Regions from separate parts of the Homo sapiens genome. Here region 1 is linked to region 2. A link is a contact called in ENCODE Hi-C or POLR2A ChIA-PET data. All regions are on one chromosome and are shown on one strand. The core of a region is the stretch at or near the end of the contact, and the rest is flanking DNA. Distances in the headings are between cores, read along the strand shown. Region 1 overlaps PANK2 (pantothenate kinase 2). Region 2 holds the start of MAVS (mitochondrial antiviral signaling protein).

Region 1 (4,979 bases), core at 1-2,500, 61 kb before region 2:
CAATGAAAGCAAGATAGAGCGCCTGGCAGCATTCCCCAGGGGCCAGACATGGTGGCGAGACTCCAGTTAAGTGTGCAGCACAGAACACATCAGAAAGCATTCTGGGAGAGGAGGGCTCTGCAGTCACCCATCTCAGACCAGCCCTGAGCCTGAAAACACCACTTTTGACCAGAGTTCCTTATTTTTTTCAGTTAGTGAACATGCCAGCAAACAACTGAGGGAGACAAGAGAAATTATGTGGTAGACAAGACTGAAAACAATTTTATGACATGAAATGATTTTAATTATATTTCAATCTCATTGTTCATGATCTAATGATGTTCCTTTTAGGTAGTTTCTTCCTCAACGTATAGCAGATGCCCTAATTTTTCATACTAAAGGAGCAATAAAATGCTACCCTTTTAGTGGTTCTGATTGTCGTCCATACATCTGAACTAGACAACCACCTCTAGATGGCCAACTCCTATCACTAGCGTACCTTTAATCTTCATTTGACTCAAGAAAATTCAAGTTCCATTAGAGATGGAAATTATTTCACCACTTGCTACTGGCATTATTTTTAACAATCAAATTACCATAAATTGTATATAAGCTAAAAAATGCATACTGTGAGAAAATCCTGCTCAAATTTGTACGCTCCACCTCCAGTGGCACAAAAGACAGTGTGGAGACTCGAGAAGTTTTTATCTCTGCCCATTTGAATAAAAGCAGGCATGTCATGAGTGGGAAAGCGTATAAAGTGCAGATTGCCTTTGCGTCCACACAGAGTCAGGTCCTTCAGCTCGAGGTGCACGTCCCGAATGCCTGTAGACCCATAAGCCACATTGGAGGTCAGGTACTTCCGAATGCTTTTAAGACTTTCCACTTCTTCCTCTTCTTCTTCAGCAGTGATGTCTTTGGGTTCAAAATATACCAGCTTGACCAGAGTTCCACCGATATCCAGTCCAAACCATGGAAAAACTAAATGGGGAAGAAAAATAAGTCAGAACAGCTTTTTTCTGAAAATTAAATTTACCCTTACCACAGTAGCAACTTATTTCAAACGCTAGGGTTTCCAAAGAACATAATTCTAGGCAAAAGGGTTTTGGGGCAAAGAAATGTGATTCTGTCTTGATTTAGATGCATAACTTAAAAAAAAAATACTACGGCAAAGACGAAAAAGAAAAATATCAAAGTATTGAGCCAACCCAACCATTCTGTCAGACAAGCGCAAACCGCACTATGAAGTGTTTTAAAAATAACAAGATGACTACTCGTAAGCCTCAACTGTGAAAAACAAAGATTCAGAATGAAAATCTCTCTTTCCTATCGGCTTAAAAAAAAACATTGAGACTTCAGAGTTCTGGTTTAGCAGCAAACTAGAAACAGGAAATTCCCAAACCTATGTAACATATAACCTCCAATGGTCAATTTATCTTTCAAAATCTGATATTCCAAAAATAAAAGGTTTCAATAGACATTAACACCGGTTCCCAAAATGTCCTTTAGGCCAAGCGCAGTGGCTCACACCTGTAATTTCAACACTTTGGGAGGCCAAGGTGGGTGGATCACCTGAGGTCAGAAGTTTGAGACCAGCCTGACCAATATGGTAAAACCCCATCTCTACTAAAACAAAAATTAGCCAGGCATGGTGACGTGCACCTGTAGTACCAGCTACTCAGGAAATCTAAACCAGAACTGCTTCAACCTGGGAGGTGGAGACTGCAGTGAGCTGAGATCACACCACTGCACTCCAGCCTGGGCGACAGAGTGAGGCTCTGTCTCAAAAAAAAAAAAAAAAAAAAAAGGCAGGGCTGGGCACGGTGGCTCACGCCTGTAATCCCAACACTTGGGGAGGCTAAGGCAGGTGAATCACAAGGTCAAGAGACCAAGATCATCCTGGCCAACATGGTGAAACTATCTCTACTAAAAATACAGAAATCAGCTGGCTGTGGTGGCGTGCGCTTGTAGTCCCAGCTACTCCGGAGGCTGAGGCAGGAGAATCGCTTGAACCCATGAGGCAGAAGCTGCAGTGAGCCAAGATCGCACCACTGCACTCTAGCCTGGCGACAGAGTGACACTCCGTCTCAAAGAAAAAAAAGGCCTGAAGAGATTGGATCAAAGTGGACTGCACAGACATATGGAAGGTCCCAATTTAATGAGGGCTCAAAGTAATGATTTTTCAAATTTACAATGGTGCAATAAGCATTCAGTAGAAACTCTACTTCAAGTATTTATTGTTTTTTTTATTTTTAGTACAGTATTCAATAAATTACAAGATATTCGACATTTTATTGTAAAATAATTATCTTTTATATTATTCATTATTAAATCATCTAGCTTTATGCTAGAAGATTTTGCCCAACTGTAGGCTAATATAAGGGTTCTAAGCACATTTAAGGTAGGTTTGGCTAAGCTATGATGTTCAATAGGCTGGGTATATTAAATGCATTTTGACTTACAGTATTTTCTTTTTCTCTTTTTTGAGGTAAGGTCTCACTGTCACCCAGGCTAGAATGCAACGCCACAATCTCAGCTCACTGCAACCTCTGCCTCCTGGGCTCAAGTAATCCTCCTATCTCAGCCTCCTGAGCAGCTGGGACTAAAGGTGCATGCCACCACACCCACCTAATTTTTGTATTTTTTGTAGAAACAGGGTTTCCCCATGTTGCCAGGCTGGTCTTGAACTCCTGGGCTCAAGCAGTCCACCCAGGTCAGCCTCCCAAAGTGCTGGGATTACAAGTGTGAACCACTGCGCCCAGCCTGATTTACAGTATTTTGAACTTCTGATGGGTTTATGGAATGTAGCATAAACATCGTAAGTCAAAAAGCATCTGTACATGCTTCCCCTCCCAATCTAAATCGTAGAAATTACTAAAGATGTGGGTTTAGGCCGGGCACGGTGGCTCACACCTGTAATCCCAGCACTTTGGGAGGATGAGGAGGGCAGATCACCTGAGGTCAGGAGTTCAAGACCAGCCTGGCCAACATGGTGAAACCCCCATCTCTACTAAAAATACAAAATTAGCCGGGCGTGGTGGCGGGCACCTGTAATCATAGCTACTCAGGAGGCTGAGGCAGGAGAATTGCTTGAACCCGGGAGGTGGAGGTTTCAGTGAGCCAAGACAGCACTACTGCACTACAGCCTGGGTGACAGAGCAAAACTCCACCTCAAAAAAAAAAAAAAAAGGGTGTGGGTTTATTGATATATTTGATATATTATTTTCTAAAATAATTCTGGGAAACAAGAAGAGATAGCAGGCCGGGTGTGGTGGCTCACGCCTGTAATCCCAGCACTTTGGGAGGCCGAGGCGGGAGGATCATGAGGTCAGGAGATCGAGACCATCCTGGCTAACAAGGTGAAACCCCATCTCTACTAAAAATACAAAAAAATTAGCCGGGCGTGGTGGCGGGCGCCTGTAGTCCCAGCTACTCAGCAGGCTGAGGCAGGAGAATGGCATGAACCCGGGAGGCGGAGCAGTGAGCGGAGATCATGCCACTGCACTCCAGCCTAGGTGACAGAGCGAGACTCCGTCTCAAAAAAAAAAAAAAAAAAGAGATAGCAGCAGCAGAACTAGGTTTACAGAGGCAATAACCATGCATAAGCCTCAAAAGAGGAATGCTATTAAAACTGGGATCAGCTATGAAGGTGAGAGAGAGAACGTAGGGGTATTCTATCCAAGCCGTAGGTTCAGGGCGGCTACCATGGGGAAACAAAAGCAGGTCTGGTGCAGTGGTGCAGTCACAAGCGATGGTGGGGAAATGTGTTTGGCACAAGTGGACAGGCCACTCCCTCTACCAATAACCATGTTCTATCCCCAACACTGACAGAAGCAAAGTCTTCACTGGAAACAGGCACTGGAGCCCCAGAATCAGGATGGCACTCAGGTGGCTGCTATTACCCAGAAGAAATAAGGAGACATTTTACCCCATATTTTGCCACGTATCTCATACCTCCCCTAAAATCAATCCTGACCAACTGGTAAACAGACACTGAATCCACTGGCAGAAGAACAGGAATTCTCAAACCAGAGATTATCACTTTTACAAACTAGAAAAACTACAAGGGAAATAAACACTACAAAAATGAGAAACTAAATATCTGAAGAAAGAGTTGCAGGAATAAACAGAATCAAAAATATTCTCAGAGGTAAAATCATAACTCATCCATAAAAAAAGCTACCATAGAGAAAAATCAAAAATTAAAAAACGATTGCCAGATGTGTGTGGCTGCAAAAATTAACACGATAAAATTATATACAACTAAATAAACAACGTACAAAAGAATCCATGCAAAACTGTTTCTATTTATTTTTCACCTTTTATTTTTATTTTTAGAGACAGCGTGTTGCTCTGTTTCCCAGGCTGGAGTGCAATCACAACTCAATCACAACTGACTGTAACCTTGAACTCCTGGGCTCAAGCAATCCTCCTGCCTCATCATCCCAAGTAACTACGACTACAGGAACACAACCATGCCAGCTATTTTGGAGAGACAAGGTCTCACTGTGTTGTCCAGGCTGGTCTCCAACTCCTGGCCTCCAGCAATCCTCCCACTTTGGCCTCCCAAAGTGCTGGGATTACAGGCCTGAGTCATCATGCCCAGCCAAAATTGGCAAAATTTAAATACAGTTTGTCCATGTTAATTTCCTAATTGTGGGAAAGAATGCTCTGAAAACCAAAAAAAAGGGACAAACTACTACATATTTAATATTCATGAATCTCAAAAATAGGGTGAGTAAAAGAAACCTTGCACAAAAGGCTACATACTATATTATTCCATTTATATGAAACTTTTGAAAATGCAAACTGGCCGGGCACAGTGGCTCAAGAATGTAATCCCAGCACTTTGGGAGGCCAAGGCAGGCAGATCACCTGAGGTCAGGAGTTCAAGAGCAGCCTGACCAATATGGTGAAATCATATTGTACTAAAGTATGTACGTATGTACTAAACATATGTACTAAAAATACAAAATATTAGGCTGGGCGCAGTGGCTCAC
Region 2 (4,300 bases), core at 1,467-3,966:
GAATAGAAAGCAGGTCAGTGTGGTCTAGGTCAAGAAAGCTAGGGATGGCTGGCTGCGTGACTCACGCCTATAATCCCAGCACTTTGGGAGGCCTAGGCGGGTGGATCACCTGAGCTCAGGAGGTTGAGACCAGCCTCGCCAACATGGTGAAACCCTTTCTCTACTAAAAATACAAAAATTAGCATGGTGGTGGGCGCCTGTAATCCCAGCTACTCGGGAGGCTGAGGCAGGAGAATCGCTTGAACCCAGGAGGCAGAGGTTGCAGTGAGCTGAAATCATCCCATTGCACTCCAGCCTGGGTGACAAGATCAAAACTCCATCATAGGAAAAAAAAAAAAAAAAGCAAGCAAGCTAGGGAAAGGGGCAGAGATTGTCAAGGTCAAGGAGGTGGCAGGGGCCACTCATGTAGAGTGCTGTAGGAAAGGACTCTGGGTTTTAGTTGGAGTGAAACAGGGAACCACTGGAAGGTTCCGGCAGGGAAAGAAGAGGATCTGATTTACATTAAAGACTTCTCTGGTGGTTGTGAGGACTTTGGAGGGGCCAGGATGAAAACTGGGAGACCAGTAAGGAGGCCACAGCCCAGGAGACAGGATGACTATGGTCAGGATGGGAACCACAGAGATGGCAGGAGGCAGCCAGATTCCTGGTGTTTTGAGGGTGTAGGAGATAAGGGAGAGAAAAGAAGCATGACTCCTTGGGCACTGGGTGGATGGAAGGTGCCCTTTTACCAGGCCAGAGAAGCCAGGGGAGGAGCAGTGGCTCAGAAGGGACTCCAGAACTCAGTTCGGAACAAGTGAAGTTTGAGATGCTATTGGATTCCAAGTGGGTTGTCAGGGAGGGAAGGAGGCAGGAGAGGACCAAGTGGGCATCAGGCAGGCATGAGACCTCTCTCAGGAGGCAGTGCTGTAGAGCAGACAGCACCTAAAAGCTGTTGGGCCACCAGACCTTCCTCACAGGGGAAGCAGTCCTGTCACTGGCCTCAGAGCCTCACATGCATGAGTTGCTTTGCCAGCCAGCAGGCCCTGCTACATTCCTCGTGGGGCAAGTACTAATGACAGGTCAGGAGAATCAGGAAGGTGAGGCGGGGGTCCTCTGAGCCTTCAAGAAATTAGCAAAGAACAACTCTATGGGAGTTAATAGATCCCTTTCTCGGCCGGGCGCGGTGGCTCACGCCTGGAATCCCAGCACTTTGGGAGGCCGAGGCAGGCAGATCACTTGAGGTCAGGAGTTTGAGACCAGCCTGGCCAACATGGTGAAACCCCGTCTCTACTAAAAATGCAAAAATTAGCCAGGCATGGTGGCACACACCTGTAGTCCCAGCTACTCAGGAGGCTGAGGCAGGAGAATCTCTAGACCCAGGAGGCAGAGGTTGCAGTGAGCCAAGATTGGACCACTGCGCTCCAGCCTGGGCAAGAGAGTGAGACTCCATTTCAAAAAAAAAAAGACCCCTTTCTCCTTCCTTTCTCATGGCATCAGCCAGGTACCAGAAGGCAGTCAGATGAGGCACTCTTCTGCATTCCAGCTTCAGCCACAGATGGAGGGGAAGGGATGATGTGGCCCAAACAAAAGGAAAGGAAGCCCACATTTGTTCACATTTATGGAGGGCCCATTGTAGACAGGCACATCCTAAGGTTCTTTCAGTTAATCCTTCCCCAATCCCGTGACAGGGAAAGTGTTGCCAAGGTGCACAGCTGGCCAGAGGCTAGCACAGGATTTGAACCCAAAACCTGCTGCCTCACTGCAACTGGTCATACACCTTGCAGGGCACAGAGACCCCTGCAGCGAGACCCACACAGCCACCTGCCTTCAAGCCCAAAGAGGACCCAAGGTCACTTGGCGGGAGGGAGGCTGAGGGTGCACTTAGGTGGAAGCAACATTTAGTCCAGACATTAACCCTGCTTTCACATGGCTGCCACAGGTCCCAGGTCGCTGGCTGTCCTCCTAGATATTTTTGAGGCTTCACGGCTTCCATACAGAGAATCCCTTTTTCGTGTTTTTGGTTTGTTTCATGTTTTCTTGGCACTTCCTTCCCAACTGAGAAGGAAGTAGGTGACAGAGTGTTCCCAATACAGCAAAGTTTCCGACCTGACTGTCCAGAGGCTCTGAGTGCATCCCGGAAATAAACACCCACCCTTCCCAAAGGGACAGGCCTCACAGCCTTGGATCGGATTCCTGGGCGCGACCCAGGTCCGCGGAGGGCGGGGAGGCCGTTTTGAGCTGGTGTCGCCGCCGAGAACTGTCCAGACCCAGCGGAGGGCGGCAGCACTCGACCTCTAGGCGCACCCGGTCGAGGCTCGGCCCCACCTTAGCGTCACCCTGGGCCCGCGGGCGGCAGGAGGAGGTCAGCGGCCGCTGCCCGTCCCCTTCTGGCCCTACCTTTCCCCCAGCCTGAGCAGACGCCCAGCGCCACCTACCCCCTTTTCCCCGGATGCTGGATGCGGCGCCTGGAGCCCTCAGTGTTCCCGAAACTCTTGCGACAGGGCCCGCTCTTCCGGATCCCCGCGCGTCCTGTCCCCTCCTGGGCCCCCCGCGCACCCCAGACCCAGGGCGTCCCGGCGGACTCCGTCCTGCCGCTGCAGCCACCTTCCCTAAAGGCGTCCGTGCGTGCTGAGCCGAAAGGACCCAACGCCCGGGAAGCGATCTTACCTCGGGTACCCCCGGCCCTGAGACCTGGCGACCGCCGCCCGGGGCCCAGGACCCTTCCCGCAGCGAGGAGGCGGGGCGGGCAGAGCGCGCGGCCATTGGCCATGTGGAGGGGCGGGGCTACTCGGCCGCGCGTGGTTGGCTGGCGACGCAGGCGGCTGCGCAGCGGGGACGGTCACTGGGCCTTGGTTTGCGGGTCGGGAAGCGCTAGACTGGGCTCGGAGAACCGACCTGATTTTTTGCTGGGGGCGCGCAGTCTCGAGCAACTTCCAGGGGAAGTCCGGTGTCCGGCCAGAAACCAGGCAGGTGGCCGGCCTCGGAGTCATCGGGGGGCTGAGAATTCCATCCCCACGCTTCCCAAGTGAAGCAGCCCCTCCTCCCCCTGGGAACTTTGAGGGGTGAGGGTCTTCGTGTCGTTCTCTCCGGCACCCCCATGGCCTGGCATACAGTTAGTGCCCAATAAACGTTGGGTGCCGCTGAAGTCACAGGGGCAAGGATGCCTATCCTGGAGACGTGCACGCTGGGCCTGTGGGAGTGGGAGCGGGCGGGGGACTGCTGGGTAGGTAGGCGCAAGGCAGGGACGCCAAGGTTGGCTGGCGGGCAGGCTGGGTATGGGTTGGGTGCTGCGTGGGAGAGGCCTCTTACGCCCAAGGGCCTGGGACAGGTACCTCCCGCAGTTCCTGCCATCTGCCTCGCCCTTCCCCTTCTGGGGCAGAGGCCAGCACTTACTGAGCACCTACGATCTTCCAGGCACAGGGTCTTCTATTCTTTTTTTTTTTTTTTTTTTTTGAGACAGAGTCATGCTCTGTCGCCCAGGCTGGAGTACAATGGCGCGATCTCGGCTCACTGCAACCTCCACCTCCTGGGTTCAAGCAATTCTCCTGCCTCAGCCTCCCAAGTAGCTGAGATTACAGGCACATGCCACTGCGCCCGGCTAATTTTTGTATTTTTAGTAGAGACGGAGTTTCACCATGTTGGCCAGGCTGGTCTCAAACTCCTGACCTCAGGTGATCCTCCCACCTCGGCCTCCCAAAGTGCTGGGATTACAGGCGTGAGCCACTACGCCCAGCCTCAAGTGAGGTTTTATTACTGTACTTTATATCCCTGTGAATATTTCACAACCTTCAGCATTTACAAAGTATGCTTAATCACACCTGAACTGTAATAAAACCAGCTCTGCCTAGTTTAGCCAAGAGGGCATAAATGTTGATTAGTTCAAGAATCAATCCTGCCTGCTCCCCACCGGAGCAGCTCTAGCAGCTTCATATCTAATTCTTTCAGGAAGAACATTGAAAGTGTAGGAGCGGGCTTCCAAGTGCAGCTATCACTCCTGTCTTTGCTGGACCTCAAAGAGCATTCAAACAATCCCACTGCCTGACTAGGTGGTTCCCTGCCACCTATCAACAGCTTTTATAAAGATTTAGACAAAGAAGAACACAACAACATGCTTATGGTATTCCTATCAAAAGCTCATGATCTGAAACTAATCATAGGGAAACAGTAAGCAAACCCAAAACGAGAGACATTTGACAGCTGTCCTATCCAATACAATGGCTACTAGCCACATGTAGCTATTTTAATTAAAATTAAATAATACTTAGAAGCCAGTTCCTGAGACCCACGAGCCACATTTCTCTTTTTTTTTTTTTTTTTTTTT

What was found. A loop is a pair of places that touch in the nucleus more often than their neighbours do. ChIA-PET counts read pairs that join two places held with the same protein, here RNA polymerase II (POLR2A). Pooled maps may share reads with other maps.
Region 1: a loop to region 2 is called in a map with no recorded cell type, with 5 times the contacts of the local background. The contact joins the enhancer-like site here to the promoter of MAVS in region 2. A Hi-C loop is called at or near these places in 3 of 168 maps with a recorded cell type or tissue (CD14-positive monocyte, CD8-positive, alpha-beta T cell and HCT116), 3 of 37 single-sample maps with no recorded cell type and 6 of 50 pooled maps. POLR2A ChIA-PET finds 5 or more read pairs at or near these places in 17 of 52 experiments (A549, CD4-positive, alpha-beta memory T cell, CD8-positive, alpha-beta T cell and 13 more).

Annotation. Positions count from the first base shown.
Region 1 is chr20:3,903,907-3,908,885 of GRCh38, reverse strand. It overlaps PANK2 (pantothenate kinase 2), which reads right to left. Exons shown (of 7, transcript NM_001386393.1): 2 at 608-960. Among named protein-coding and RNA genes, the nearest start is that of MIR103A2, 11 kb to the left of the region's middle. RefSeq lists enhancers at 2,069-2,148, 2,870-3,370. Within about 2 kb of position 1,250, at least 9 of the 41 ENCODE cell types and tissues checked have a DNase peak (open chromatin) inside an H3K27ac peak, as active enhancers do; they include CD8-positive, alpha-beta T cell and OCI-LY7, where a contact is called at or near this core.
Region 2 is chr20:3,845,250-3,849,549 of GRCh38, reverse strand. It overlaps MAVS (mitochondrial antiviral signaling protein), which reads right to left and starts at 2,716. Exons shown (of 7, transcript NM_020746.5): 1 at 2,647-2,716. RefSeq lists silencers at 2,440-2,819, 3,250-3,299.